7 separate regions of the Homo sapiens genome follow, and regions 2, 3, 4, 5, 6 and 7 are each linked to region 1. A link is a loop called in an ENCODE intact Hi-C map of the cell type or tissue named here. Cell type or tissue: HCT116. All regions are shown on one strand.

The links. A loop is a pair of places that touch in the nucleus more often than their neighbours do. Peaks named below come from ENCODE experiments on the same cell type or tissue, not always from the same donor. Only the 100,000 strongest peaks of a DNase experiment are listed, where the experiment ranks them.
Region 2: it touches region 1 in a loop (7-fold over the local background); 3 of 110 quality-filtered maps call a loop at or near these places.
Region 3: it touches region 1 in a loop (14-fold over the local background); 95 of 110 quality-filtered maps call a loop at or near these places.
Region 4: it touches region 1 in a loop (5-fold over the local background); 19 of 110 quality-filtered maps call a loop at or near these places.
Region 5: it touches region 1 in a loop (16-fold over the local background); 45 of 110 quality-filtered maps call a loop at or near these places.
Region 6: a loop joins it to region 1, with 6 times the contacts of the local background. A loop is called at or near these places in 20 of 110 quality-filtered maps.
Region 7: a loop joins it to region 1, with 12 times the contacts of the local background. A loop is called at or near these places in 70 of 110 quality-filtered maps.

Annotation. Positions count from the first base shown.
Region 1 is chr10:118,239,888-118,243,887 of GRCh38, forward strand. It overlaps LINC02944 (long intergenic non-protein coding RNA 2944), which reads left to right and starts at 1,618. Exons shown (of 5, transcript XR_946349.3): 1 at 1,618-1,795; 2 at 1,896-1,999. In HCT116, a CTCF peak has its summit at 1,568 (motif pointing left); a DNase peak (open chromatin) is centred at 1,534; H3K27me3 peaks cover 3,339 bases.
Region 2 is chr10:117,707,982-117,711,981 of GRCh38, forward strand. No RefSeq gene overlaps it. Among named protein-coding and RNA genes, the nearest start is that of LINC02674, 25 kb to the right of the region's middle. In HCT116, a CTCF peak has its summit at 2,379 (motif pointing right); a DNase peak (open chromatin) is centred at 2,389.
Region 3 is chr10:117,494,919-117,498,918 of GRCh38, forward strand. It overlaps EMX2OS. Among named protein-coding and RNA genes, the nearest start is that of EMX2, 46 kb to the right of the region's middle. In HCT116, a CTCF peak has its summit at 1,785 (motif pointing right); a DNase peak (open chromatin) is centred at 1,793; H3K27me3 peaks cover 61 bases.
Region 4 is chr10:117,858,774-117,862,773 of GRCh38, forward strand. No RefSeq gene overlaps it. Among named protein-coding and RNA genes, the nearest start is that of LINC02674, 130 kb to the left of the region's middle. In HCT116, a CTCF peak has its summit at 2,253 (motif pointing right); a DNase peak (open chromatin) is centred at 2,238; H3K27me3 peaks cover 2,498 bases.
Region 5 is chr10:117,214,507-117,218,506 of GRCh38, forward strand. No RefSeq gene overlaps it. Among named protein-coding and RNA genes, the nearest start is that of KCNK18, 19 kb to the left of the region's middle. RefSeq lists enhancers at 1,347-1,864, 2,361-2,410, 2,382-2,899, 2,441-2,580 and a silencer at 2,111-2,170. In HCT116, CTCF peaks have their summits at 2,292 (motif pointing right) and 2,495; a DNase peak (open chromatin) is centred at 2,305; H3K4me3 peaks cover 806 bases; H3K27ac peaks cover 429 bases; H3K27me3 peaks cover 596 bases.
Region 6 is chr10:117,440,794-117,444,793 of GRCh38, forward strand. All of the region lies in intron 1 of LOC105378502 (a long non-coding RNA gene), which reads left to right. Among named protein-coding and RNA genes, the nearest start is that of PDZD8, 67 kb to the left of the region's middle. In HCT116, CTCF peaks have their summits at 2,277 (motif pointing right) and 2,995; DNase peaks (open chromatin) are centred at 1,429 and 2,318; H3K4me3 peaks cover 557 bases.
Region 7 is chr10:117,535,559-117,539,558 of GRCh38, forward strand. It overlaps EMX2OS. Among named protein-coding and RNA genes, the nearest start is that of EMX2, 5.2 kb to the right of the region's middle. RefSeq lists an enhancer at 1-281. In HCT116, a CTCF peak has its summit at 2,174 (motif pointing right); no DNase peak of the experiment used is centred here.

The sequences.
Region 1 (4,000 bases):
AGGCAAGGAGAATCATATTTTGCTATAAGGGGAAAGATAATTTGCAAGGTGTTTCATGTGATTTTTCCCCCTGACATTCAGATTTATTCTATATCAAGAAAAGAAGCTTCTGGGCCGGGTGCAGTGGCTCACGCCTGTAATCCCAGCACTTTGGGAGGCCAAGGTGGGCGGATCACCTGAGGTTAGGAGTTCAAGACCAGCCTGACCAACATGGAGAAACCCCGTCTCTATTAAAAACACAAAAATAGCCGGGCTTTGTGGCACATGCCTGTAATCACAGCTACTCAGGGGGCTGAGGCAGGAGAATCTCTTGAACCTGGGAGGCGGAGGTTGCAGTGAGCCAAGATCGTGCCATTGCACTCCAGCCTGGGCAAAAAGAGCGAAACTCTGTCTCAAAAAAAAAAAAAAGGAGAAGCTTCTGAAATTCCAGGAGCATACAACTTCCCCCCTTATCTATGGGGGATACATTCTTCCAAGACCCCAGTGGATGCCTGAAACTGCAATAGTACCAAACCCTACATATACTATGCATGAATTTCTTTTTTTCCTTACCATTCATGGGTAAGCTGGTCCAAGTGCAGTGGTGTTTACAACTAATTGATCACAATTCGTGGGTAGAAGTTTCCTTCTTACTGTAGATCTTAAAGATGTCAGCATACAATTTTTTTCTTTCCTTATTAAGCTGATAACTTTCACCTTTTCACTTCAAGGATGCATTTTATGGCTTCTTTTTTGGCATATGCAAATTGCCAGCATCATTACTCTCATGCTTTGAGGCCATTATATAACAAAATGAGGGTTACTTGAACACAAGCACTGGGAAACGGTGACAGTCTATGTGATAACTGAGATGGCTACCGTGTGACTGACAGGAAGGTAGCTTAGACAGTGTGGATATGCTGGACAAAGAGAAGATTCCCCTCCCAGGTGGGACAGAGGATGAGAGATTTCAGCATGCAACTGAGAATGGCATGCAATTTAAAACTTATGAATTATTTCTGAAATTTTCCATTTAATTTTTTGGGGCCACAACTGACCACAGGTAAATGAAACCACAGAAAACAAAACCTCAGCTAAGAAAGAGCTAATGTATTTAATTTTAACATTATATCAATGACCCAACTGTGCAACGTAAAATGTCTTTATTTTCTGATACTTGTATTACTTTCTGGTAATAAAACGTCCTTTCAGTATTTTAGAAGAACGAGTCACATTTCGCACATAGTAGTAGACACTTAATAGATGTTTGTTGAAACATTCGTAGATAAGTGGGTAGATACACACTGACATTTAACGATGTGCCTTAATTCAGCTTTAAGTGCTAATGTTTATTAACGGTGATGCGTAAATACAACAGCACACATTCTGATTTAGGCTCGTCCACTGAAAATGTCCCCCTACTTCCAAAACGTAAACCGGTACCATTTAAGGATCGAAATGAAAACAACGTAATAGTGAAGTTGTCTTGGAGGAATTGCTGGAGGACGCCTTTGATACCTTTATGGAGAATGAATGGGAAGCCTTTGCGTGTGGCTGACACAAATGGTTGTCACACGCCATCTAGTGGCCATCCGTGAAACTGTGCATATGCCGTGGGAAACGCTTTTGGAACAAGTTGGATTGCTCCGAATTTCAGTGCCTATCGGGCAGCCAGTGAACATTTGTCCATCTTTAAGGCATTAAACTGAGAAGAACCACTGAGGAAAGCATGCCACAGTCTTTCCCAAAATCCCTGTGTCTTAAGGAACAACCAAGAAGTTAACTGGTCAGGGAAAAGATTTCTTTTGGAACACAGGTAAGCAAAACCAAGACGCCATCGGAGACACCCTTGCCTGCAACGGTTGTGGTATAAAGCAAGGTAAGTAGCGTGATATTCACTGCTTTTTGTCCCACAGAAGCCATCGCTGTGTGCGGAAATCCATGACCTGGCCATGACTTCTACAACCCGGAGGACTTGCCTGGCATTACCGAAAAGCACAGGGGAAAGATTCTGTGGCAGGTGCCGCATTTCATCCAGCTCACTCCGTGCTAGTTCCTAAGACATCTTAATTCTTACACATATGCATAATCGTGATATTTTGCCATGAATAACAATATATTTCACAATTATCAACCATTTTAATTTTTAGCTTTCTAACCTCGGACTACTATAATAAAAAGAAATAATAAATCCAAAAGTAGTAGTGGAAAAAATAAGTATCTCCAGGTTTGTTCCTGTAAAGTTAATTAGTTCAAAACAGAGTGAGGACTCTAAGAGTTTGGGGTTTTTTTGTGTGTGTGTGTTAAGTATCAGCATTAAGTATCTTCAAGACAATTCAAAGTAAGATGATAAGTCACTAGGTTGTAAATTTCACAAAAAATCATTAAATACACTGTGTCGGACTACAGCGGAACAGTGGGAAGAACATTCAGTATTTGAGAGTAAACAACTCAAATTAAGTTGTTTAGGAATCTCACAGACAGGAAAATTTTTCCTCTCTGGTTTTCCATGGTAGCATGTTTACAGTACTTGAAAAATGTTGCTTTCAAGTCATGTTAACTGCTTCTTAAGACCATCAAATAAGAAATGATATAGCTTATTAGTTCCAAAATAGAAAATCCTATAACATCATTTCCTCTTCATGTTAAGGTTAACTTCCATTATAAATATATGCTTTCAGTATAAAATGCTCGACCTCAAAAGATACCAGCTTTTGCGTTTTGAACTATAATCGTGATCCATAAATGGTGATAGAGCTTCAGCTACATCTCAAACATTTATGTTCCACTCTCTTTATCAAAGAGCGATTTATTTTCAGAGAAACATTTATCAATTTAAGGTGTCTGAAATATTCATTTTTTAAAAAGGGCTATAAACAAGTAGCAAGATGAATAATCTGGTTTTCTGTGGGTTAAGTTACATATCAAAAAATCCTAAAATTTTTCATCATTTTGATGCACTATTCTTAATTTTTAAAAACTCATTGTCTGAAAGCAAGACAGATATTTTAATGCTAATATGTAAAAATAAACCGGATTTACGGTCTTGGGTCTCTGTCGTTGCCTATATATCTAGATGTCTACAAAAATATTCCAGATTTTCTGCTTTTCTTAATCTCAAATGTTCAAAATGACTACATTTTCTAGAATATTTACCTATTAGCTGATGTTATTGTTAAAAAGAAAATCAGACTAATTTTGGCAGTATTGTGCCTTACTACAAATCCTGTCTTTACTGTGAGAGTGGAGAAAAATAAAATTTGCAGAATTCCAGTCTCTAGCCATTGGCATTTTCCGGGCTTTCTTGTTTTCTATATATTGAGTCCCCTGTGCGTATGGGAAGCTCAGCTGAGGACTAATGCAAACTATTTTCCCACAAGCCAACATGTCGTCACTACAAATATACCTAAAAATAAAAATAAATAACATGTAAAAGTGCTCTGTCCTCAACAAAGCAGAAGGGTGAGATTTTGATCAAGCCATCTGTGGTTGCCGTGACATTCTGACCAGTCCAGTAGAAATCACATGATTCTTTAGAACATCTAACTCTCTCCTCTGTCCACTTTGTAGCGATATTGCTGGGATAGCCTGAGACAATTTCAGAGAGGTTTGGGGCTCAGGAAGACATAAATGCAATGCATTGTTTTGCAAGATCTGGCTGGAAGGGTGTAGCGTGAAGTAAAATTAAGACCTCCTCCTTTATTGTGAGGCACAGTTGGGCTGTTTGATCTCTAAGTCCTCGGATAATTGGAGTCTACACAGCCTGTGGAATTGGGTCCTGAGCAGCTCACCCTCATGCCCAAAGCCCACCGCCGACCTGCCTGGGGCACCATTTATCCCCACCCCGCCCCCACCAAACACACACACACCAGATTCAGCTTGTATTCAGGGTTCTGCCTTGAACACAGGCATTGTTTCCAAGCTGAGAAAATGATGATGTGGAAATTCTAATAGAAGACATACTGTTTGTTATCAGGTACACAAAAGTAAACAGAAATGATCCTGGGGTATAAGAAGCCCC
Region 2 (4,000 bases), 530 kb before region 1:
TTTTAGGGTGAATGTTATAATAATGTAATCAGAGTGCACATTTTCTTGGTACTTTAGTGGGGCAGGGTGGTATGGAAAAAATAAAACAACTCAGCTATAAATGAAATGTTTGGACAAGATTCAGGAAGTATATAACCTAGAAGCCAAAAGCCTTTCGTAGGATGTGACACCTGCTCCAGGTACCTCCCAAGGTGGAGTTGTGGATGAAGCATCGACTCAGATGAGGTGTCCCTCAGATGAGGCCTAGGATATAAGGATTTTGCAATGGCTGGTGGCAACCTGTGACTTGGTTCTCATGCCACTGGCAGATTCTGCCCGTCACATTCAGGAGGAAGTCTTCAGGACTGGGAGAAAAGCAGCAGGACATGCAGTACTCATGGGATACCTGTGTCTAGTCTTAGCCCTGGGCAAATCACCTCACCTTTCTGCGATTCGTTTTTGTCCATGAACAAAGTGGGGACCCAAATCATGCTTACCCTACGGGGTGGTCATGAGATGAAGCAAGATAATGGGTATGCTGTAAGCTCTGAAGGGCTCTGCAGATGTGAGGAATTAGGGTAATTAACTCAAAGTAGGGGAAATCCATCACCAGCAGTCAGGTGTGTCCCCCAGCCCCCACTGGGGCTCATGTGGTGGGTGGGTGGAGCCCACGTACCTGTCCAAGAGAAATGCCTACCCATTCCCCTGGGAGTGGCAACGAAGCTGTCAGTCTTAATCAGAACTTCCTTTCTGCAAGCCTCTTCCTTCATGTCATAAACTTGGCACAGTTCAAACCTCTGCTTCAAGAGTTATTTTCTTTGAGTTTCACAAGTTGTCTTTTACCCGGAGGAGACAGAAGCCTCCACATTTCTTTCCACCTGGAAATCACCACTGTTCTGAGGCTGTCCTTGTTTCTCTGCTAAAGACATATTTGTATATCTACACCCCACAATTTTCCCATCTAACTTTCATTAAAGTTAATTGGCATCACAAGATTAAGACAGGCAGCAAGAGACAAAGAAGTCAGTACTAAATTCTGTCTAGCCAGGTGGCTGGGAAAGTGACAAACTTCTGGAGGAAGGGACCACACCAAGTGTGAGTCCCAGGCTGCTGGCTTGCATCAAGTGTCTTCAGAGCAAGCTGCAAAAGTGTGCTCTGTACCCCCATGTTTATTGCAGTGCTAGTCAAGAGAGCCAAGATACGGAATCAACCCGGTGTCCAACAGCAGATGGATGCATAAAGAAAATGCAGTATACATACACAGTGGAATACTATTCAGCCACAAAAAAGGAAATCCTGTCATTCAAAGCACCATGGATGGAAGTGGAGGGCACTATATTAAAGGATATAAGCCAAGAACAGAAAATTAAACACCACACGTTCTCATTCATAGGTGGAAGTTAAGAAAAGTTGATCTCATAGAAGTAAAAATTAGACCAGAGGACACTAGAGGCTGGGAAGGGTAGGGGAAGGGAAGTTAAGGAGAGATTTGTTAAGGGACACAAAATTATGGCTAGATAGGAGGAATAAGCTCTAGTGTTCTATACCTCTGGAGGATGACTGTAGTTAACATTAAGATATCCTATAGTTTCAAATAGCTAGAAGGAGGATATTGAATGTTCCCAATACAAAAAAGGATAAATGTTTGAGATGATGGATATGCTGATTACCTTCACCTGATTGCCAAATATTATATGTATAGAAACATCACTAGGTACCTCACAAATATATACAAATATTATGTCAAAAATTAAAATAAAATTTAAAAGTGCACTTTGGATAGAGCCACAGCCTAGAATCCATGTGTGAGAAGGGAATTAGACATCTTCCCTCTTCACTTAAACTGGCCTGAAGGATATTCTCACCCTTTTCTCTCTCTCGCTCTCTCTTTTTTTTTTTTTTTGAGATGGAGTCTCGTTTTGTTGTCCAGGCTGGAGTACAGTGGCGTGATCTCGGCTCACTGCAAGCTCCGCCTCCCTGGCTCAAGCAATTCTCCTGCCTCAGCCTCCCGAGTAGCTGAGACTACAGGCATGTGTCACTATATCTGGCTAACTTTTGTATTTTTAGTAGAGATGGGGTTTCATCATGTTGGCCAGGCTGGTCTCAAACTCCTGACCTCAGGTGATCCACCTGCCTCGGCCTCCCAAAATGCTGGGATTACAGGCGTGAGCCACTGTGCCTGGCCCCTTTCTCTTTTTTATGGTAGTTGAAATAGTTAATTCACATTGCAGTTGTGACAGTAACTATTCATTGGGCATCTCCTGTGCTCCTCTCTGGGTTGGGGGCTGGACCCGCACTTGGGTTTCCACAGCGGCTGTAGGAAAGCTGGGGTTACCTGCATTTTACAGATGAGGAAGCCGAGGCTCAGAGACGTTTCATGGTTTGCCTGAGACTGCACAGACCAGTAGAGGGCAGAGTGAGGGTTTAAGCCCCAATCTATCGCGCTCCACAGCCAGGACACCAGCCAGTGGGGTGAAAGCGGGAAGGGAAGAGAAGACCTTATCTGGTGTCACGTCACTTGGAGATACCTTCCCAGGAAAGCTGTCTTTGGGCTGGCTGGACCTCCAGGCTTCCCTCTGTCCAGGGCTGATGTTTGCAGGGTCTATGAAAGGCTGGCTCAGGCCATCCTGGCTCAGCCCTTCTGTATCCTGCTTCAGGCCCTGGGCTCTCTGGAGCACAGAGTCCACAGAATCCACTGGCTTGTCACCCTCTTGGGAACAGGACCCATTTAACATGCAAACACTCCAAACATTTTCCTATCTGTTTAGTGTCTTAACTGAAAAAAGCAAAATGATTAAAAAGGTACTTTTGATTTAATAATGCAAGAAAATAGGCCTGTATTTTATTCATCATGACATCTAGGTAAATTGGCAATAATGGTACAGATATCATAGACAATTCACAGAGGAAATCCAAATGGCCAGTAAGTATATGAAAAGATGATCAATCTCACTGGTAATCAGGGAAATGCTAATTAACAATAAGACATGATTTCATTCATTAGATAGGCAAAAATTAAAAGTCTAATGTTATCTAGTGATGCTCAGGGTATGGGGAAATGTTTACTTTCATTTATTTTCTGTTCAGGGGAGTATAAATCAATGCAGCCCATTTGGAGGGGAATATAGTAGTGATTATTAAAACACACACACACACACACTGTGGCTTAGCAACTTCACTTCTTGATAACTCTTCCAGTGTACAAGGTGAGATACACATTGAATCACCATATGAAATAGCAAAACCACTGGAAATAAGTTAAATATCAATAGAGGCATGTTTACACGAATAACAGAATATTCATACAATGGAATACTAGGCAGCCATTACAATGAATTAACAGATCAATATGTGCTGAAAAAGAAAGATTTCCAAGGCATATTGTTGAGCAAAACAATAGTATCCCCTGTGATATTATGTGGCAGCCAAGAGAATGAGCCTTGTACACCCCTAGGGATCATAACTGATGGAGGGTCCTAATTGCCGCACTTTGAGATCCATCGCTGCGTCTGAGTCTAGGCCATGCCTCCCATGGGCTGCTGGCTGGCAGTGACTGGATGTGGGAAGGATGATACTAAAGCAACCCTGTCACTAGAAGAAATGGGACTCCTTTATCGGCCAACTTTGAGCCCAGAACTCTCGGGTGCAGTCTAGAATGATTCCACCTACCTTCCATTACCCTTTCTTCACTCCGGGAGACCACACTCCATTGTGGTCTGCTGGTTACCCCAGGGTTGTCCTTATTTCTTGTCTGTTTCCTCCCTATATGTCTCCTTCCTTGTTTTTTCTCATACAGGATTTTTCCTTAATAGGATTCTTACACATTTAATCCAGTTTTGATGTCTACTTCTGTGAAGGCCCCGGGTTATGCATGCTTTGAATGCAGTGGTTCTTAAACTTCAGTGAGCACTGAATCTCACAAATGGTTCTCAAACTTTAGTGAGCATTAGAATCACTTACGGGAATTTATAAAACCCAGATTGCTAGACCCCACCCCTGCAGTTTGTGATTCAGTAAGTCT
Region 3 (4,000 bases), 740 kb before region 1:
AAAATTTATAATACTAAATGCTAACATTAGAAGAGGAAACATCTGAAATCAATAATCAAAGTTCTCACTTCATAAAACTAGAAAAATAAGAAGAAAATTATGCCCAAAGCAAGCAGAAGAAAGGAAATAAAAATAAGAGCAGAAATAGATTGAAAATAGGAAGATAATAGAGAAAAATCAATAAAACAAAAAGATTGTTCTTCAAAAAAAACCAATAAAATTTATACATCTCTAGCAAGACTGACAAAAATAAAAAGAGAGAAGACATATTACCACAATCTCAGAGTTGAGACAGAGGATATCACTACAAATCCTGCAGTTGCTAAAAATATGATGAGCAGATGCTTTGAACAACTTTACGCTCATAAATTCAACAACTTAAAAGAAACGGACCAATTCTGTAAATACTGCAACCTATCAAAACCCAACCCAGATGAAACAGACAATCTGAATAGCTCAAAAACTATGAAAGAAATGGACTTTGTAATTTAAAAAGCTTCAGAGATGGTTTTTCTGGAGAATTCTTAAAAAAAAAACACGAATTTTACACCATGTTATTCAGAAACTAGAAGAGAAGGGAATACTTCCCAATTCATTTTATGAAGCTAGTTTAACCTTGATTCCAAAGCCAGATAAAGATTGCACAAGAAAAGAAAATCACAGACCAGTGTCTCTCATGAACTTAGATGCAAAAATCCTCAACACAATATTAGCAAATCAAATCCAGAGATGAATACACATACCTAGGGAGGTAGGGGTGACTTAACAAAATGAGCTAAGACTTCACACTTAGACAGACTTAGTTTCAATTACCAGTTTCCCATGCGATACAATAACTCTCTGAACCTCAGTTTACCTATCTGTAATACAGGGGCAACACACATATTTTAGGATTGGTTCATGTATCTAGTAAATGAAATTATATGTCTAAAAAAAGCCAACGGAAGTTATATTATTTTGTCATGTTTCTTTCTTCTTCTTCTTCTTTTTTTTTTTTGTTGATAGAGATGGGGTTTTGCCATGTTGGCCAGGCTGGTCTCGAACTCCTGAGCTCAAGTGATCCACTGCCTTGGCTTCCCAAAGGGGATTACAGGTGTGAGCCACCACACCCACCAGGTTTTCTCTTATGGAGGAACTAAATGTTACAGCAATACCTGGTATTTTGTTATGGCAGACAAAGGTGACTAATATAGTCATGGCCCTTAAACGTGGCCCATGAGACCCTGCACCTTCTGGCCTCCCCTCTTTCTGATCAGTACCATGACCTTTCCTCGTGGCCCTCTCCCCCCAGCACCGCAGGCCTCCTTGGTATTCTCTGAATGACATGAGCGCATTCCTACCCCAGGGCCTTTGCACTCCCAGCCAGCCTCACTCTTCCTCCATGGAAATTTCCCTCATTTCCTTCAAGCTTTTGTTCAAAAAGCTTCAGCCTTCTCAATGAGGCTGACCCTGAAAACTCTTTACAACTCACCTTTCCCCATCGAGCACTTCAACCCCCCCTTACATGTTCTACTAAAAAAAAAAAACTTCCCACATATTGGTCACTTCCTAACATATGGTATCATGTATTTGTGATATTGTCTATTGCCTGTCACCCTCTGAAAAATGATAAGCTCCAGAAAATCAGGTATACGGGTCTCTGTTTTGTTCACTAAATCATTCCAAGTGCCTAGGACTCTGGCTGACACATATTTCCTGCTCCAGAAATATCTCTTGGCTGAGTGAATGAACCTCTTCCCCCAGCGAGCGAGCCTGTCGGCCGAGGAGACCACGCCATACCAGGATTTTCCAGCAGGTGGCAGCCGACGCACGCCAGAGACAGCTGGGCGCCTACACTTTGAACTCAAGGTTCTTCCAATTAAGTGCAAGATAAGGAGCTTGGAGACTCATCGCGTTTGGCTTACTCCTGACGCAGACTTGCACTGGAGGTTGTGTGGAGGGGATGAGCCGGTGAGCTGATAAAGCCTTTATCTAATACGGGAGACTGTTTACCCACAATTCAGGGGTAAAAAAATGTAAACAGCTGTTGAGAAGAAAGGTCAGAGTCCTCCCACGGTGGGGAAAAGGGGCAGAAGAAAGCCTGTGGCCACGGATTGGCGTCACTCCTGCAGATGGAAAAGTGACATTGGACAACTACTCAGGGAAAAAGGTGAGCCCCTAACACACCGCTGGGGTCGTGGACGTTTCTAGTCTTACTTTTTTTTTTTTTGAGACTTTTTTGAGTTTTGCTCTTGCTGCCCAGGCTGGAGTGCAGTGGTCTGATGTTGGCTCACTGCAACCTCTGCCTCCCGGGTTCAAGCGATTCTCCTGCCTCAGCCTCCTGAGTAGCTGGGATTATAGGCGCCTGCCACCACACTCAGCTAATTTTTTGTATTTTTAGTAGAGAGGGGGTTTCACCATGTTGGCCAGGCTGGTCTTGAACTGCTGACCTCAGGTGATCCACCCGCCTTGGCCTCCCAAAGTGTTGGGATTACAGGCGTGAGCCACCACGCCCGGCCTAGTCTTACTCTTGACACACCAGAAGATGCTTTGTTATGAAACCTTGAATCTTCCTGTGGGCTCCTGCCAAGCTGCCCTCCTCCCGGGTGCTTCTGTTATCCATCCAGTCATGGAATTGAGTTGCAGTGGTAAGGAGCCCTTTAAAAGCCAAGTGCAAGGTGAACCTGCCTTCCATCAAATTCAGCGTTTAAGTGTGTCCGTTTAGCAGGAGGCTCTGAGGCAGAAATTGCTTGAGAATCTGAGTCTACAGGCCCAGAACAATCCATGCCAGCTGATCAACCTAGTAACTACCACAGTGACTACAAGAGCTAGCATTTATTGAGTGCTTCCTGTGTACCAGGCATGTGCTGGATACGTTTACCTGCACTATCTCATTCATTCTCAGTGCAGAGTTCTGAAGTTCACCCTCTTCTCATCCCCAACTCACAGATGACACAAGAGAGGTTGTCACTAGCCCAAGGACCCAGTTCGGTGCTCCGAAGCTCACCCTCACCCCTGGAGGGGAGGAATCTGTGAGTTGTGCCCTGGTGACCTGATAGACCTCAGAGAACATCTAGTCCACCGCTCCGTGTTGACAGATGGGGGAGCTGAGGCCCAGAGAGGGGAAGGGACTGGCCAAGTTTACACAGAAGCCTGCCCAGTCCCTGTTCAGAAAGAGCAACCCAGTGCGCCTTTAACATTCCCAACCAATGTCAGGAGGTCAAGCACAGGCTTTTATTATTTATTTCTTTGTTTATTTAGAGACAGGGTCTCTCTCTGTTGCCCAGGCTGGAGTGCAGTGATACGACCATAGCTCACTGCAGCCTCGAACCCCTGGACTCAAGCAATCCTCCCTCCTCAGCACTCCCCACCCCCAGTAGCTGGAACTATAGGCATGTGCATCACCGTGTTGTCTTGCTCTGTTGCCCAGGCTGGTCTCGAACTCCTGAGCTCAAGTGATCTTCTCACCTCGACCTCCCAAAGCGCTGGGATTACAGGTGTGAGCCACCATGCCCGGCCAGTCACAGGCTTTTAGTTTGCTTTCCTCAGATTCCTCATTTGCTTCAGTCCTTGCTGGCACTGAACACTTTTGCATAAGAGCTTGTGAAAATAACACCACCTCTCTTATTTTAGGAGTTTTATCAACTAGCAGACTGTTCAGCTGGAATCACTGGCCTCTCATAATGTGAATTCTGGTTTCTGTGGTTATTAGCTGGTGACTTTGGTCAAGCTGGTTTGTTCATTGGTAAAATGGAGGTAGTGGTATATATTCATGAAAGGCTAGATTCTAAGCCAGTGCTGTCCCATGCAAATGTAATGGTAGCCACATACGTAATTTTAAATTTTCTAATAGCCACATCAAAAAAAAAAAAAAAAAAAAAAGGTAAAGGGCGAACCAAAGCACACGCCATGATTAATTTTCATAAATTGTTTCATTGAATGCAATAGCTTCCAAATACCATCATTTCAACATCTAGTCAATATCCAGTTGTTCATGGGATACTTTGTTTCATTTTCACAT
Region 4 (4,000 bases), 380 kb before region 1:
GAAAAGTGTCAAGTATGTTCAATATTTAAACAATTTAGAACCTCCCTATATCTTCTGCCATAGAGACATAGATTTATTTCCTGGTGAGATGGAGGGATCCTTTCTCAAGAGCTCCTAATAGAAATCCTTCAGTCACTCTCAGTGAGTGGACTTTAAACACAGGTAGAGACGTATCATCAAATGGATGTTATTTAGAAGACATGTTTAAAAGACTAAAGAAGAGACTGGCCTGTCCAGCTGATTAATTATTTTTCAGCCAATTTCTCCCTGCTAAGGGTACTTTTATCACAAAAATGATCAAACATAACGCAAATTTATTAGGAATGCATCCTTGATTTGTTTCCATTTGAGATGATTATGGGCTTATTATTTATTTTGCAAATGAACTCTGAAAACCTTTAACGTGCAGTGTTATTTGGTAACAAGATTTGATTTAGAATTCACATTGAGTATAATAAGCTATCAAAGGAAATGTTGCATCAGAATCTTTTGTGCTGTGTGTGTGAAATGTTCAAAGTAAGTACAAATATGACAAAATCTAAATCGTACATTTAAGAGGAAAATGGTGCTAAAAATTCTTGCTTGATGTTCAGATAATACAAGCAGCTTATAAGCCTTTGTGTTTTACTTATCTGCATTGTAAATAATATTAGGAGCATCCTAAAGTCATGGATTATTTATAAAACACAGATCAAAAGTCAATGAGTTTAAAAAACATAAAGTTAAACTTTTTAGTCTTTTTCCATAAGGCAGCATGACTTTTTCATATGCTCCCCACCTTTGAACAAATATGTTCACAGCAGCATCATTAAACATGTGATCACATCTCAACATAGCGGTGTCATTCACACGTTTTGGATGGGTGAGGGTGGGTCATTCTAGTGGTGCCCAAACATTATCAGGGAAGGGAGAACTGTCAGTTTTTAGAGAGTCATTTTTAGAAAGACATGGGGTAAAATTTGGGGGCTGTGAAAAAAAGAAAAGCTGTACTCCTGGATTATTATCTCCCCTCACATCATTATTTTCCTCTCTCACAGTCTACAATTCATTACCTAAATCTTGCAACTACGTACCTGTCTCCAGCCTCTCAATCTCTTCGTAAGCCACAGAAGAAACTTCTCCTTCGGATCTTAGATTCCAGCTGTGTGCTAAAGGGGACAGTGTTGGAGCCAAAATAGGGAAGAGATGTCACCTGGTAGCACTTTCCATAGGATGTGTGTTGTTGGTGGTGTTTTGACACTGAGCCGTCTGGCGTTGGAGGCCTCTAAAGCAGTGCGTCTCAGGCTTGAATGTGTAACAGAGTCCCCCAGGGCTTGGGAAATGCAGATTCTAATTCGGATGGTCTGAGATGGGACCAATTCAAACAAGCTCCCAGGTGATACCGATGCTGCCAGTCCTCAGCCTGCACTCTGAGTAGCAATGCTCTGAAGAATAGTGAATTGATATTCAAGATAGGGAAGCGCTGGGACATTAGGAATAGTGTGTGTGTACGTGCATGTGTGTGCATGTGTGCGTGCATGTGTGCATGTGGTGGCAATGGCCTCCTAAGGCGTGGCCCATTCTTTGCCAACTCAACTCACTTGCTCTGGTGAGTAATCCAAGCAGTGTAAACATGTTTGACTCCTCAGACTGTGAGCTATTATTTGAGTCTCACACTATGAGATATTATTATTGAAAACCCTATTTTACAGATGAGGCACAGAGAAGTTAAGTGTCCTACCCAGTGTCACAGAGCTAATAATAGAGATAGGACCTTTTGGACCCACCCTGCCAGGATCTACACAACATGCCTTTAACCCCTAGGCGATCCTTCCTCTGAGAATGTGTTTCAAGCTCTTTCCATCCTTGGGACCTTTGCAAATGCTGTTCCCTCTGCTAAGAGTGTCCCCCTGCGCCCACCACAACCTTTGCTCGATGACTCCACCTTCAGATTTTAGCTCAAACATCACTTCTTAGACAGCCTTCACGGACTCTTGTCTTACTTCAAATTAAATACGCTCTGCTTTTCTCTCAAAGCACCATGCTGCCTTCCCTCATAGGTCTAATCACATTTTTCAGTGTTTTGATTCCTACTGTTAGCTTGTTTTCACACCCATCTCCCTCACAAAACTGTAAGCTCCATGAAGCCAGGGACTATCACTGTTTATTTCACTAGCCTTCAACACTGTGTCTGGAACAAAATAAAGGCTCTAGACTACCTTGATTGACTGACTGAATGAATGAAGTGGATTTACATTCTGCAAATAACCACTAAGCCACTAGAGGGCAAATATATTCATCACATGGACATACATTTCTCCAGTGTACCACATATGGTTGACATACCTAAGAAAATGAATTCAAACAGCATTTCAGCTCTCATATGTGCCATTGACCATACAATAGGTAGAATAAAAAACTCATCTCAACTACATTAAAAAAATGAGGATATGAATTGCAAAAGTCCATTCATTTCTAACTTCCTGATGCATCCCTCACCAGACACTGAAAAGAAAAAAATAATCCAAACGAAGTCCGAGAGGATTTTCAGGTTTTCAGAGCACAGTTCTACTTTTATTCTTTTTTGCTCAGGTTCTGTCCCAGACTTAATGATATTCCTTTTTCCCATGGTGTGCAGGGAACTTGGGGGGAAACTGAGCCTGAGAGCGGCATAAATACAGGTTTTTTTAGGGACTTGGTCCATGCATGGTGTCTCTGCAATGAGTCATCAGGGCATCAAGGATGATGTCAGAGAGGATGTATTAGGCTGTTCTTGCATTGCTATAAATAAATACTGAGACTGGGTAATTTATGAAGAAAATGGGTTAATTGGTTCACGGTTCTGCAGGCTGTACAAGAAGCATGATGCTGGTATCTGCTCAGCTTCTGAGGAGGCCTCGCGAAGCTGACAATCATGGCAGAAGGCAAAGGGCAACTAGGCACATCACATGGCCAGAGCAGGAGCAAGAGAGAGAGTCGGGAGAGGTGCCACACACTTTTAAACAACCAGACCTCCCAAGAACTTCCTGACTATCTCGAAGATAGTACCAAGAGGGATGGAGATAAACCGCTCATGAGAAATCCGCACCCATTAGCCAATCACCTCCCACCAGGCCTTGCCTCCGACACTAGAGATCACATTTCAACATGAGATTTGGGCAGGGACACACAGGCAAACTATATCAGAGGACAGTTGTCATAGCTTGAGTTCTCCCAGAAACAGAACTGGAGACAAGAATTCTGGGCAGGCTGTCTGTTGGGAAATAAGATGGACATGGGAAGTCCACTGTAAAGTGTGTGTTATCCAGCCAGCGACCACTGGGTGCCTGGAATTTAATCCCATGGGGAGACCCCGAGAAGCATTAGGGCCGCCCACCATTTCACCTCTTTACCAGTTACTATTCTACCCACTGAGAAGCACAGACATTCACACGCTACTCCAGTAGGGGGGATGTAATGCTCAGGCACCCTAGCCTGCTTGAAGTGGGCAAGACACTTTACTTCCAGGGCTGGAGAGAAAGCTCTCTGGCAAAGATACAGAGAATGGCAGACTGAAGGATGAAGAACGGAGAGAGTCAGGGAAAGAGATGGCGTCTACTCCAACAGCCAGGCTGATTCAATCATCATTTCCTAGTTGGGAAGAAGAATCTGGGAGCTGACAAGCCACAGGTTTGACTCACAATGACATTTCTTATGTCCCTAGGTCCTCAAATCTTCCTCTGATCCCCCGAAGCTACCAAAACAAAGGGAATGTTATGGCCATGGAGCTGTCACGATTCCAAACTCTAGCATTATTGTGGTCACTTGCCTTCAGGAAGGAGGCCTGCTCCAAAGACCAGTGCCACTGTCCCATGGTGTCCAGATTCTTGAGATGACTTCTCTCCTAAGTGCAGAGATGGTCCTGGCTTCCTGTCTGCCATCCTGTGTGATCTTGGACTTGGGTCTGAAATTTTCTGGCCCTTTATTGCCCTGTCTGTGGAAGAAAAGAGGACACCCTGACACCTTCACCATGCCTATTTCA
Region 5 (4,000 bases), 1.0 Mb before region 1:
GTAGGAGCCCATGATCGCACTGAAGGGCTGTTCTTTCAGTTCAACAAACATTCACTGAATGCTGGCTATCTTCCAGGCTCAGAGTATCCAAAGATGAATCAGCAGCATCTTCAGAAACACAGAGGTAAATTCATTACAAGTGGTACTGAACCTCTCAGCCACTCCCTTCTTAAGGCAATAGCAATTCCTGTTCAAATGCAAACATGGTGGTTGTCAGGGATGCACATTATGCAAATTAAAGGTCATGATTATTTGCTTATTTGCTAGCTGGAATTCTTCCATGGTTCTAAGGAAATGGTCCATTGTGCCCCCCTGCCCCTTGTTTCTTGCCCCAACTTGAGCTGTTTACTTCTGGGCCCCTGTGCAGACATGTGAATTTATTCCTTCAAGACTTTGCTCAGTGGTTCTCAACCTTGCCTGCGCACTGACACCTGGGGAGTGTCAGATATTTCATGGCATCCCCCTCCCTGCCGTCTTAGTGAGTGCAGGCTGCTATAACAAATTATCATAGACCGGGTGACTTCAACAACTCAAATGTATTTCTCATGGTTCTGGGGACTGGAAGTCTGAGGTCAGAAAGCAAGAATAGTTGGGTTCTTGGTGAGGGTCCTCTTCCTGGGAAATGCACAGAGAGTGAGGCATAAAGAGAGAAAAAGACAGAGGCCAAGACAGAGGCAGAGACACAGGCAGAGGCAGAGGCAGATCTTGTGCTTCTTTCTCTTTTTATAAGGGCATTAATCCTATTATGAGGGTTCCAACCTCATGATGTCATCTACAGCTAATCACCTCCCAAAAGTCCCACCTTCTCATACCATCACACTGGGGTTAGGGTTTTAACAAATCAATTTTGGGGAGACACAGACATTTAGTCCAAAGCACCCTCTAGGATTCCGACATTCGTCTGGGTGCCACTTGCACACTGAGGTTTTGAAAGGTCTCCCAGGTTACCCAACATGTGGTCAGAATTGAGAACCAGGGCACTAGTGGCTCTCCCAGCCTGAGGTGTCCTTCTCCCTTCCAGGCTAGGCTCACATGTCACCTCTGCTAGGTGGCATCCCCCAACTCCTGAAAGCGGTCACCCTTGTGTGCTCCATGCTCCCACTCCATCCCCTGCTACCTCTTCCTCTGTTACAGGATAACAATGTTCTCACCTGTCCTCTCCTCTCCAGACTCTGAGCTGCCCAAATAAAATGATCGTGCCTTTTTTCATCCTTATTGCTTTTTTTCCCTTTTAATCCTTGAGTCTCTACTCTGCAGCATCTCCCACATAAGGGAGGACGCTGGGTGGGACTTAGGTGCACAGAAACACCAAGGAGAGCAGCCAGCGTTTGCTGCACACCTACTTTGCGCCAGGTCCTGGGCTGAGCCTTGCGTGTGCCTCTCATCCAATGCTCCCTGCAGCCTCCCTGTGGGGACAGTTTGTGAGGACAGTAGCCTGGGAGAAGCATGAGGGCTGGGGTCCTGGGCAGGGATGCTGAAGCGGGAAAGGCCCTCCAGCCAGCGAGGCCTCCCCCAAACTGGAACTGACCCTGTCCTAATAAGAGGTAGTATTTCGTCTTCTCCAAGCTCGGTTTCTCTTGGTGATCCCAGGGGGCTGCTTCTTGCCTGGCTTGGACTCACTTGGGGGATCATCGTCAACTGCCCAGCATCACTTGGCTCCATGGGAGGGCCTGCGGGGTCTCAGGTTGGCTAAAGTCCACCTCCGGGAAGCGGGGGTCCTGGAAATTGCCCCGGAAGCTCCCAGACTCAGGAGGGGAGGGGATTTTGACGGTCACCCGCTGCATCTCCTACTTATGGGTGCAGAAGTGCCCTGCTCCGCTTGCACATCTCATCTCCAGCCTCCCGGTACCTGGACCAAAGCCTTTGGTGCGACTCACCCAGCCGCTGTGGGGGTCGTCCCGTTCAGTGGTCCACCAGCCCTGAATGCTGTATTGTTAGTGCCCTCCCCGCCTTTAGAATACGAAGAAACTGAAGATCAGGGACGGTAAGCGATTTTGTTCAAGATGACACAGCCAAAGAGATGCAGAGGGGGCGTCGAGGCGGAAGAGGGGTTCCTCGGGGAGGCCCAATCCCCGGGGACGATAGGGGCTGCGAGAGTGGGCGCTGTCAGAAGAGGGGCAGCTAGTCCAGGCCAGGCGCCCCAGGATGGGGTAGTGGCTCAGAGGTCGCGGGGTGCTGGAGCTGATGGAGGAATCCTTCCGCACACGCCCGCGGCCCCTCCGCTCCCGCGAGGTCTTGCGGCCGGGCTGCGCTTTCCCAAGCGGCCACCAGGTGGCGCGGCCAGACCGCGCAGACCCCAAGCTTTGCGCCAGCAGGTGGCGCGTCCCAAGCTCCCCGCCTTCGCCGCGAGGAAGGGTCCTCCCGGGAGCGGACATCTCCAGCCGCGGTCCCCGGGGAGGGCTCCCCCTTCCGACTCCAGTCTTCCACCGTGGACTCCTGAGAGGGGACGCCTCGGACTCTTGTTCTCACCTCCGTCCCCGGGACGGGCACTTCGCACCGCTGTCCCCGCAATCCCAAGTCCTGCCAAACTTGTCGCAGCATGCCCACTAGCTTCACCCTGGCTGCCTCTTTCCTGACCCCACAGCCTCCCTGCGGGCCTGCGGACAGACGGGGTGCAGCTCACAAGCGACGCCTGGGAGCTCCTCGTGTCCGGATGTCGCGTCCCACCTGGAGCCCCCTGCCTCGGACGCTCAGTAGCCAGGTCCAAGAATGGCCGGGATGCTGGGGCTGGGGCTTTGCTTCCTGTCTCCAACACTGCGGTGATTCTCAGCTGGGGTCGAGAACCCCTGCCTTCACCGGAGCGCTGGGGCCAGGCGAGCCCAGACAGGAAGGGGATTGGAAGGGCCTCGCGCTTCCTAAGAGGGCCAGTGAGAGAGAGGGTCTCGGACGCAGGAGACCTGGCCGCACCCCTGCCCTGCTGGGTAACCTCACGCAAGTCGAGCTCGCTCCTGGGTCTGTCCCGGGATGGGGAGGGGATGGGCAGGGGATGGGCCAAGGCAGCCCCTATGGTCCTGCCTTGTCACCAAAAGAGCAGCTGCTACTTTCATGGGCGGGAAGTAGGTGTGGCCTGTCCTTCTGGGGCACTGGCATGTGGGCTGCTGAATGCACTGCTCTGTGCTGGGCGCTGCCTCTCCGTAGGAGCGTGCCTGGCAAATGGGAGGACGGGAAGGAAGCCAATATTTAATGAGCAACTAATATGTGCAGGCTGTGTAGCCACGTCACACATTTAACCTTCTCAGGTGTGCCCGTGTGGTTCTCAGTGATCTGCCCGTCGCTCTGGCACCGTGCTGGCATGTGGTGGGCATTCGGTAAACATCGGTGCACGAATGAGTCCCTGTCACCAATCTCTGGAGTAGGTTAATATTGGTGCCTGGGTCAGAGGCTTTGCCCCTGAAGGCTTGTGCCGGAGCCCTGCTCAGAACTGCAGGAAACTTCCCTGACACTGTCCCTTCCCCAGTTCAGGTGGGCCAGGCTAAACCCCTGAAGGTGGTGCTTCAGACAGCCCCTGTGGTCCTGCCTTGTCACCAAAAGAGTAGCTGCTACTTTCATGGGTGGGAAGTAGGGGGTGATCTGACCTCCCAGGGCAGAGATATCCACTGACTCCCAGCAAGGGAGCTGTTAAGGGCAGAGATGATTTCTGATTTCCGGGAAGCTGAGGAAGCTTAGGCTCAGAGTTTCTTGCTTACTTGAAATCTCATGACCGGAAGAAACCCTGGCAATGCGCTCGCATGATTGTAGGTTTCTGTATTTGTTGGCATTGTGAAATGTGTAATTTGTTATTTCTCATTCTAAATGAATATTCATGTTCATACCTAATTTTGAATGGGCAATTTCGTAGTTTCTTTTTTTCCTTAAAGAGAGCCCCTCACATTGCATAGGCGGCAACCAGACCTGACCCACTCCTGGCCAAGAGGCATTAAACAGGAAGAAATGCTGTCCCTGGGACAGTCCCTTAAGCCAGCTGCCTGTTGCCTTTTCCAACATCCTCCCCAGGACGGAG
Region 6 (4,000 bases), 800 kb before region 1:
GCTTCAGCCTCCAGAGTAGCTGGGACCACAAAGGTGAACTGCCATGCCTGGCTAATTTTTGTATTTGTTTTCTAGAGATGGAGGTGGGGGGGTCTTGGTATGTTGTCCAGGCTGGTCTTCAATTCCTGGACTCAAGCCATCCTCCTGCCTTGACCTCCCAAAGTGTTGGGATTATAGGTGGGAGCCACTGCATCTGGCAGGAAGGTTCTTAAATGGCTAGCCTTCTAGATTTTTGGACTCTAGAGGATGATGTTCCACCCATAATATTTCTCCTTGATGAACAATCAACTGCTCTTAGATTTTATTTTATTTTATTTTTGGAGGTGGAGTCTCACTTAGTCACCCAGGCTGGAGTGCAGTGGCGTGATCTTGGCTCACTGCAACCTCTGCCTCTCGGTTTCAAGGGATTCTCCTGCCTCAGCCTACCGAGTAGTTGGGACTACAGGTACCTGCCACCACACTCTGGTAATTTTTTTTTTTTTTTGAATTTTTAGTAGAGATGGTGTTTCACCATGCTGGCCAGGCTGGTCTTGAACTCCTGACCTTAAGTGATCCTCCTGCTTCTGCCTCCCAAAGTGCTGGGATTATGGGCGTGAGCCACCGTGCCCAACTGCTGTTAGATTTTAACCTTGTTCATGTCTCTTAGACAAACTAAAGTGAGTAACTGAAGACATTAAAACAATTTACACTGGATCTCCCATATCTCTCCAGTGCAAGGCTAAAGTGGAGTCCTTTAGGCTTGAGTCAGTCAGATAAGTGTCCCGTCGCCTCCTTGGTTATGAGTGCATGGGTTTGGATGTGTGACAGGGATACTCTGGGTCTCCAAGAACGAAGACAAATTCAGATGATTTCCAGCCACAGGGCACATTAAGAAGTACCCCTCATTCCTGCAAGCAGCCATGCCACAGCCACCTTGTCCTCTCCTCTGGAAATTCAGCTCCGCAGCTTTGGTTTCCACTGCTCTTGCTACTACCTGGTAACAGATTTTATGCAAGTGTCAAGTTCGAGTTCTCCGGGAGAAAGTCTGGTTGGTTTCAGCCCTGATCTAGGACAGAGTTTGGCTCCTGTCCAACTATAAACCACTGCCGTTGGGGGCTGTGTCCACCCTTGGTTAAACCAGATACAAAGCCTGGCGGGCGCTTTGTGGAAAGAGAGTCTCAGAAGAGGGTTTTGAGGAAGTGAGACCTCTCAGCTGCCCCAGAAAGTGAAATGTCCTTGCCAGTCACCATCCTGTGTGCCTGAGTTATGGCTCAGCGCTATCAGTCTCCCTTCTAAATTACAGGGTATGTCTCTGGACCCAGAATTCCTGGTTTCTGACCAATTGGCCAAATCCAGTAGCCTTGGGCAAGTTGCACCCAGGGGAGGGCACTTCTCAGGAGTGAGCTTCCAGGAATAAATTCCCTTGGGAAACTCTGCGGGCAGCTTAAACCTCAAGAAAATGACTCATTAGGAGCTTGGGGAGCTGTTAATTGCCCTGTCCAGCCAAGATCCAGTGCCGCTGTGCCAGCCTGCTGAAAAATAATGAAGTCACTAGAAGTTCCAGCTCAGTCCCTGTCTGCCCAACTTCCCTACTGTTTCCTCTTCTTCCTCTCATCCCAGACACTGTGTCCCCCTGCTGCTCCACTGCCCAGAGACCCTGACTGTGATGTTCAAACAGAACTGCCCCCCCAGGGACCTATCACTGCGGCAATCACATTCTCAGAAAGAACATCCAGGAAAACAGAACATGGCAAAGGCTTGTTTTGCTGAACTGTAAATATATTCATTGGAAAGCTATGTTTACCAAGGTATAAGGACTAAATCACATAGAGCTACTACTTATCCCTGCTTAGAAAAATGTGAAAGCTCAAGAAATTCATCCAGTCTTGGAAAAGCTGTGACTTAGGGTCGCCATGGCAATGCCACGTCCTCTGCCTCTGGGTCCTACGCTGTCATAGGCCAGTCGCAGGCAGGAGGACATTGGCTCGGGGCAGGGAGACCACTGGATGGGAAGCTGGGAGGCCCGTGTGCAGCCCTGGTGCCAACACTAACCAGCCCTTCTGTGCTTCTGGATCAGGAGTGTTGAACTAGTAGGTTTCAACTCTCTTCTAGAAGGAACATTCCATAGTAAATTATCTGAGTGCAGGGAACCTTAGACCCTTTTAAGGGACCTAGCATGTGAAGCCACTTGGTACTAGGGTGCGTTCTTCATAGAGTGGGTTAGGGTGGGAAGGGCCCCCCAGCTGCTGGAGGAAGTGAGAGTTGATTGGGACAGAGGCGGTCTCTCTGCTCTCGGCCACCAGGGGGCAGCACCCAACCTATGCTCAGGCAACTGGCGCTTTCTCCTGGGACTTTCAATCCTGAGCGTGACCGGAAAAGGTGAGCTCAGGGAGAGGCTATTTAGCGCGGCAGCTGAGGGGCCAATGCAGTGGCCAATGCAGCGGTGGGGAGCCGTGCCAACAGTGTTGCCTCAATCACACTTTTCCTGTGTCATGAACGTGACCGTTCTGTTAATTTCTACAGTCTTGCCTCTGCTTCTTGTCAAATTTTGTAAGCAACTCAATGTTTTCAATAGGGATTTAGTGTTTTCTCTTTAGTTGGCCAGAGATGATTTCTATTGTTTGAAATCAGGAATCTCCTCCAGAACCTTGGTGAACTAATTAACCCACAGTTTGCTGTTTATGATGGAAAGAATTTTGAGGTCTTACCTAATCCCAAAGGTGTTTATGGCTTCAAGGAAGTTGCTGGTATCAGCAATATCTCAACCCGAGGCTGCCACGTAGACATCACCTCACCTGCCAGTCCTGCTCGGTTGACAGTGGCTTTGTGGGGCACTGTGTTGAGGAGGATTCTGAAACCAAAACTCATTAACAAAGTCAGCCAGTGGGAGACAGTTGGCAGAGCCCCTACTAACTTTCAGGGGGTTGGGAAGATATATGTTGATATGGTTTCGTTCTGTGTCCCCACCCGAATCTCATATTGAATTGTAATCCCCATGTGTCCAGTAGGGGCCTGGTGAGAGGTGGTTGGATCATGGCGGCAGATTTCCCCCTTGCTGTTTTAGTGCTAGCGAGTGCGTTCTCATGAGATCTGATGGTTTAAAAGTGTGTGGCTTTTTTTGCTCTCTCTCTCTCCTCTCTCTCTCCTGCTCCACCATGGTAAGACGTGCTGGCTTCCCCTTTGCCTTCTAACATGATTGTAAGTTCCCTGAGGCCTCTGAGCCATGCTTCCTGTTAAACCTGTGGAACTGTGAGTCAATTAAACCACTTTTCTTCATAAATTACCCAGTCTCAGGTAGTTATTTTTTAATTTAATTTTTATTTTTTTGAGGTGGAGTCTAGCTCTGTCACTCAGGCTGGAGTGCAGTGGTGTGATCTTGGCTCACTGCAACCTCCACCTCCCAGGTTCAAGCGATTCTCCTGCCTCAGCCTCTCAAGTAGCTGAGATTACAGCGTGAGCCACAATTCCCAACTAATTTTGTATTTTTTGTAGAGATGGGGTTTTACCATGTTGGCCAGGCTGGTCTCGAACCCCTGACCTCAAGTGATCCGCCCACCTTGGCCTCTGAAAGTGCTGGGATTATAGAGGTGAGCCACTGGGCCTGGCCTCAGGTAGTTCTTCACAGGAGTGTGAAAATGGACTAATACATATATTATGGGGATGGTGATAGTGGGGTTATCCCAGATCCTCTCAACCCTGCTGCCTCTGTGGAAAGCAGCTGAGTGTCCTTTGCCATCATCCTTCAGTAGGGCAGCCTCTCTGACAAACCAAAATGATCAGGTCAACCTCCCTATGGACCCTGGCAGAGGCAGACTCAGCATATGCTGTTCCAATGACTGCAGCTGCAAAGCCTGAGGGACCAGAGCATCAGAGCTGATGGATCCCTTAGAGGTCATCACCCCAATGCTCCCATTTTCACAGGTGGGAAAACTGAGGCCAAGCGAGGGGAGGGCTGACTTGCCTGTGACTGTGCAGTTAAGTTAGTGGTAGTTTGGGGTTTCACACATCATTTGGCTTTGAG
Region 7 (4,000 bases), 700 kb before region 1:
ACCCTCCGCCTTCCAGTCCTAAACTCGGGGCTGGAGACCGCAGGAGCTAAACCAGGAAGAAGAAAGAGGGCAGGGCCTGAGGCCGGGAAGAGCGGCCCGGGGGTCAACGGTGAGCGGGTGCATACGAGGCAAGAGCCAGAGTGACATTAAGTGGGGCCGCCCGGGCAAACCTTGCGCGTGCACCCCGGCCCACCTGCAGGGCATTCTCCCCTGCCTTTTCTCCTTGGCTTGAGTGCGGGCGGCTGACTCCTGTGGGCGGGGAGGAGAGGGTGGTCTTCCCAGGGCTCCAAGTGGAGTGATCACTGCACCCATGGCCAGGAGGTGGGGGTGCGCGGAGTGATTTTTGTAACTTCCCTGAGCCTCAGTTTTCTCATCTGAAAAGTGGGTATCACGACTGTTTCCCTGACCACACCAGGTTGTGATGTTCACTGAAATCATGGGCTTGAGCACACATACTTTTAAAAAATTGCTAAAACTCGATACAGGTGAGAGGAATTGTTAGTTTTCTTGTAAGTCTTGCCCCAATCCTCCCCATATTTCAAGGAGGGCCGCAGAGTCCAAAATAAAAAACCTCCAGTTTCCTTTTTTTCCTCAGTTGGCTGGATTTCCCCTCCAAGCCCCAGCCCAGCCCCCACGTCCAGAAAATGGGGAAGTATTAAAGGAAGAGACGATTAAGCCCCTGAGAGTGTGGCTCCTGGGACGCCAGCGTTTCAGAAGTAGCATAGGCTCCTAGATGGACGCTGACAAACCCAAGTAGCGCCTTACATTGTCGGGCGAGGACCAGACTCCAAGTTAAAAGGCCGGCCGGGCTATCAGTGGCAGAGAGCAGAGCCTCAAACACGAAAAGCCAGAAAGCGCTGCAGAGGCGTGGAAGGTGCGCCCCGCTTCGCTCCCCATGCTGGTCCTCTGGGAACTCAGGAGCCGGTGCACGCTCTGGTGGGCTCATAGAGATGTAGCTTTGGGGGCGATGGGAAGGACTTGCCACGCTCCCACCCACCCTCCATCCCGAGAGAGTGCAAGGGAGACGCAACTGTCTTCATCCCTATCCCGGGCTGGCGCCCGAACTAGAGAGTGTACTTCTTCCCTAGCTCCTGCACCACCGTCTGTGTGTACGTCTGTCTGTCCCTCCCAGTCCTTGCTCGGTCCTAGGCTTTCATTTGAAGGCAGCTGAGGGAGAAAGAAACTGCAAACCCCTTTGGTTCTGTTTCCTTGCTTTCAATAATGAATCGAGACAGCGTGTGTGTGGTGAGGGAGTGACGAGTTTCAACGTGATGAAGGAGATAAAACCCGACGGTGGGGTCCTGCCAGTGGCTCCATGCGTCACTGAAACATTGGGTCTCAAAACGGATAGATCTCCGGAGACGCAGAGGTTCGCGCGGATGTCCAGAGGAGGACAGCGCCCCTGCAGCCACCCGCGGAGCCCAGGGCCAGGGTCAAAACCCTGCCGCAAGGGCTCGGAGCTCCAAGCAGTTATGCTGAGGGCGCCGGTCCCAGGCCGCCTTGCTATGACACGGGTTTCCAGTGAAGCCCAAGCGGATTCCACGGCCCCACATCACCGGAGGAGCCAGGCTGCCCCGGGATGGATGGGGTCCGCGCGCTCCGAGAGGAATGGGCTAGTCAATGTGCGCTGCTAGGAGTGTGTGGTAATCAATCGCCACCCCTGCCAAAACCAAGGACCCCCTGTGTCGGGCGTCTTCAGCCAGCCGCGAGGGGGCGCGGATCTGAGAGAGTCGCACCCCGGGACCCCAGCTCTTCCTACTCCACCCCAGGCAGGGCCCGCGCAGGCCGTCCAAGGCCTGTTCTCTGAACCACCTGGGTTGGGCCGCGAAATATGGGACCTCAGGCATGGAATTGTGGCTGCACAGGTGATCACGGCTTCCTAGTCCTTCTTAGAGCAGAACCTGTCCCACTCCAGCCCACCTCTGCGCCCCCTTCGGAAGGAAGCCTACTGGAGCTGGAATTCCAGCGTGGGTGGCGAACTCTCAAGCCAAGAGCTGGAGCTGATGGAGGCAGGAGGGACGCACTTCCAAGCCATCCGGGCTCCTCCGTAGCCAGTGAGCCTCCTTTAACCCCTCCACTGGCCTGGATGACGGCCTAGGCGAGACTTTGGCAGTGTGGCGCGACCCCAGCGCTCCCCCGCCCTCGGGCTCGGGGGCGCGGTGGGTACCGCGCCCGCGCCCGGCCCTCGCCACTAGGCGCCGCTGCGCTCACGCCGATCGGGGCCCCGGGTCGCCGCGCCCGCCTGGCGAGAGGCCTCTGGGGAAGACGCCAGAAAGGGATTTGTCGTAATAATTTTTAAAAAATGTTTTTAGGGCATTAATTATACTTTTCGTTTTCTCACCGCCACCCTGCGCGTTCGGAGAGGCCGGCGTGACTGGGGATCTCAGTGGGTTGGAGGAATTCTTAACGCCCCCGAGGCCTTTCCAACTCGGGACACCATTCTCGCGCCTCGGGCCGGGAAAGGGCTCGCCCTTCACGGGCGTCGGTGCGGTCCGCGGCGAGCCGCGGGAGCACAGGGCGGGCTCAGCATTCTGGTTCAACGTGAGGACCAGAACCTCGGCGATCAGGGACCAGGACGTGGCAGAGTGCAGCGGGTAGCTTCGACGGCACAAGGCCATGGCCTAGCAATAACTAAAATGTGATGAACGCTAACAGTGTGCTAAATATGAGCTCACTCACTCTCTCAACAACCGTTAACACATCGCTATTTCCTTTTCACAGATGAGTCAACCGTGGCTTAAGAAGGTGAAAGTCACACAGGTGGTGACCCCAGACAGCTCCCACACACCTATTCTCAGTTGCAGGAGGCCATGCACCCACCCCAGGTACCTCACAGGCCTAGCACGGAGCGCAGCTATAGTGAAGCACTGCCCTTTGCTCCTTTGAAGCCCGGGGGCACCTTGCAGGAAACTCCTAGCAGATGCTTATCAGAGATCCCCAGGAGTCTCCGCCCTTTGACACCAACCAAGGAGCCAGGACTCCAGGCCTTGCTCACCCCAAAATCTCCCTAGAAAAGCTCTCAGCTTTTGGGGGAGCACGGAGGAGTGTGGCAGGAGTGTCAGCATTAGCTGATGTTTGTACAGCTATATTGTTCACAGACTCTGAAACCCAGTAACAAGCCTTGGAGGTGGGTATGTAATAGCAGCATCAAGGACAGGAGCAAACTTTTATTGTAGTTCATTATGTGCCAGACACTGTCTAAGCACTTTACTTTGTTTATCTCATTGAACAAACCCAGAGCAAAGGTACTATATTATTTATTCCCATTTCAGAGAAGAGAAAACCGAGGCACAGAGAAGTTAGGTAACTTGCCCAAGGTCACACAGTTAAGCTGTAAATGCAAGTCTCTCATCTTGGGGGATGGGGGCAGGTGTATTAAAGTATAATTACATATAGTAAAACTCACCCTTTGTAGTATATGGTTCTGTGAGTTTTGAAAAACACATAGAGTCATGTAAATACCACCACAATCAGGAAGTAGGATAGTTCTATCTTTCTCCAAAACAAGCCCACTGCTACTCCCCACTGCCTCCCAGACAGCATTGGCTGTATTTTTACATATGACAAAATGAGGTGGGGAGGTTTCTGTGTTGCCCAAGGTCATTCAGTGACAGATTCGGAATTAGAACGTTTGAATGTGTCTGCTAGTCCAGCTACCTGGAAAGGTAGATTCCTCAGTCTACAGAGCCCAAGAGGCAGCAGTGGCTTGGGGCACACATGGGGCAGAGGGAGGAAGCCCCTTGCTCTAAGCTGGAGCCTCAGAAATCCCCACATCTCCCACTCCACGCAGGGCTACTTAACCAAACACCCACTCCTTGGGCAGCTAAGGAACAAAGGTGGCTGTATTCTGCAAGGCCTAAATCCACAAGTAAAGTTGAGTGGCAGGGCAGCTGCGCCATCTAGGAGCTTAGGGTCCAGTCCAGACCACAGTGCCCAGTGCCCTGGCACGACTCCACTGGCCAGTCTGGTTAATGAGTTACTATCCTAGTTAATTTCCCTG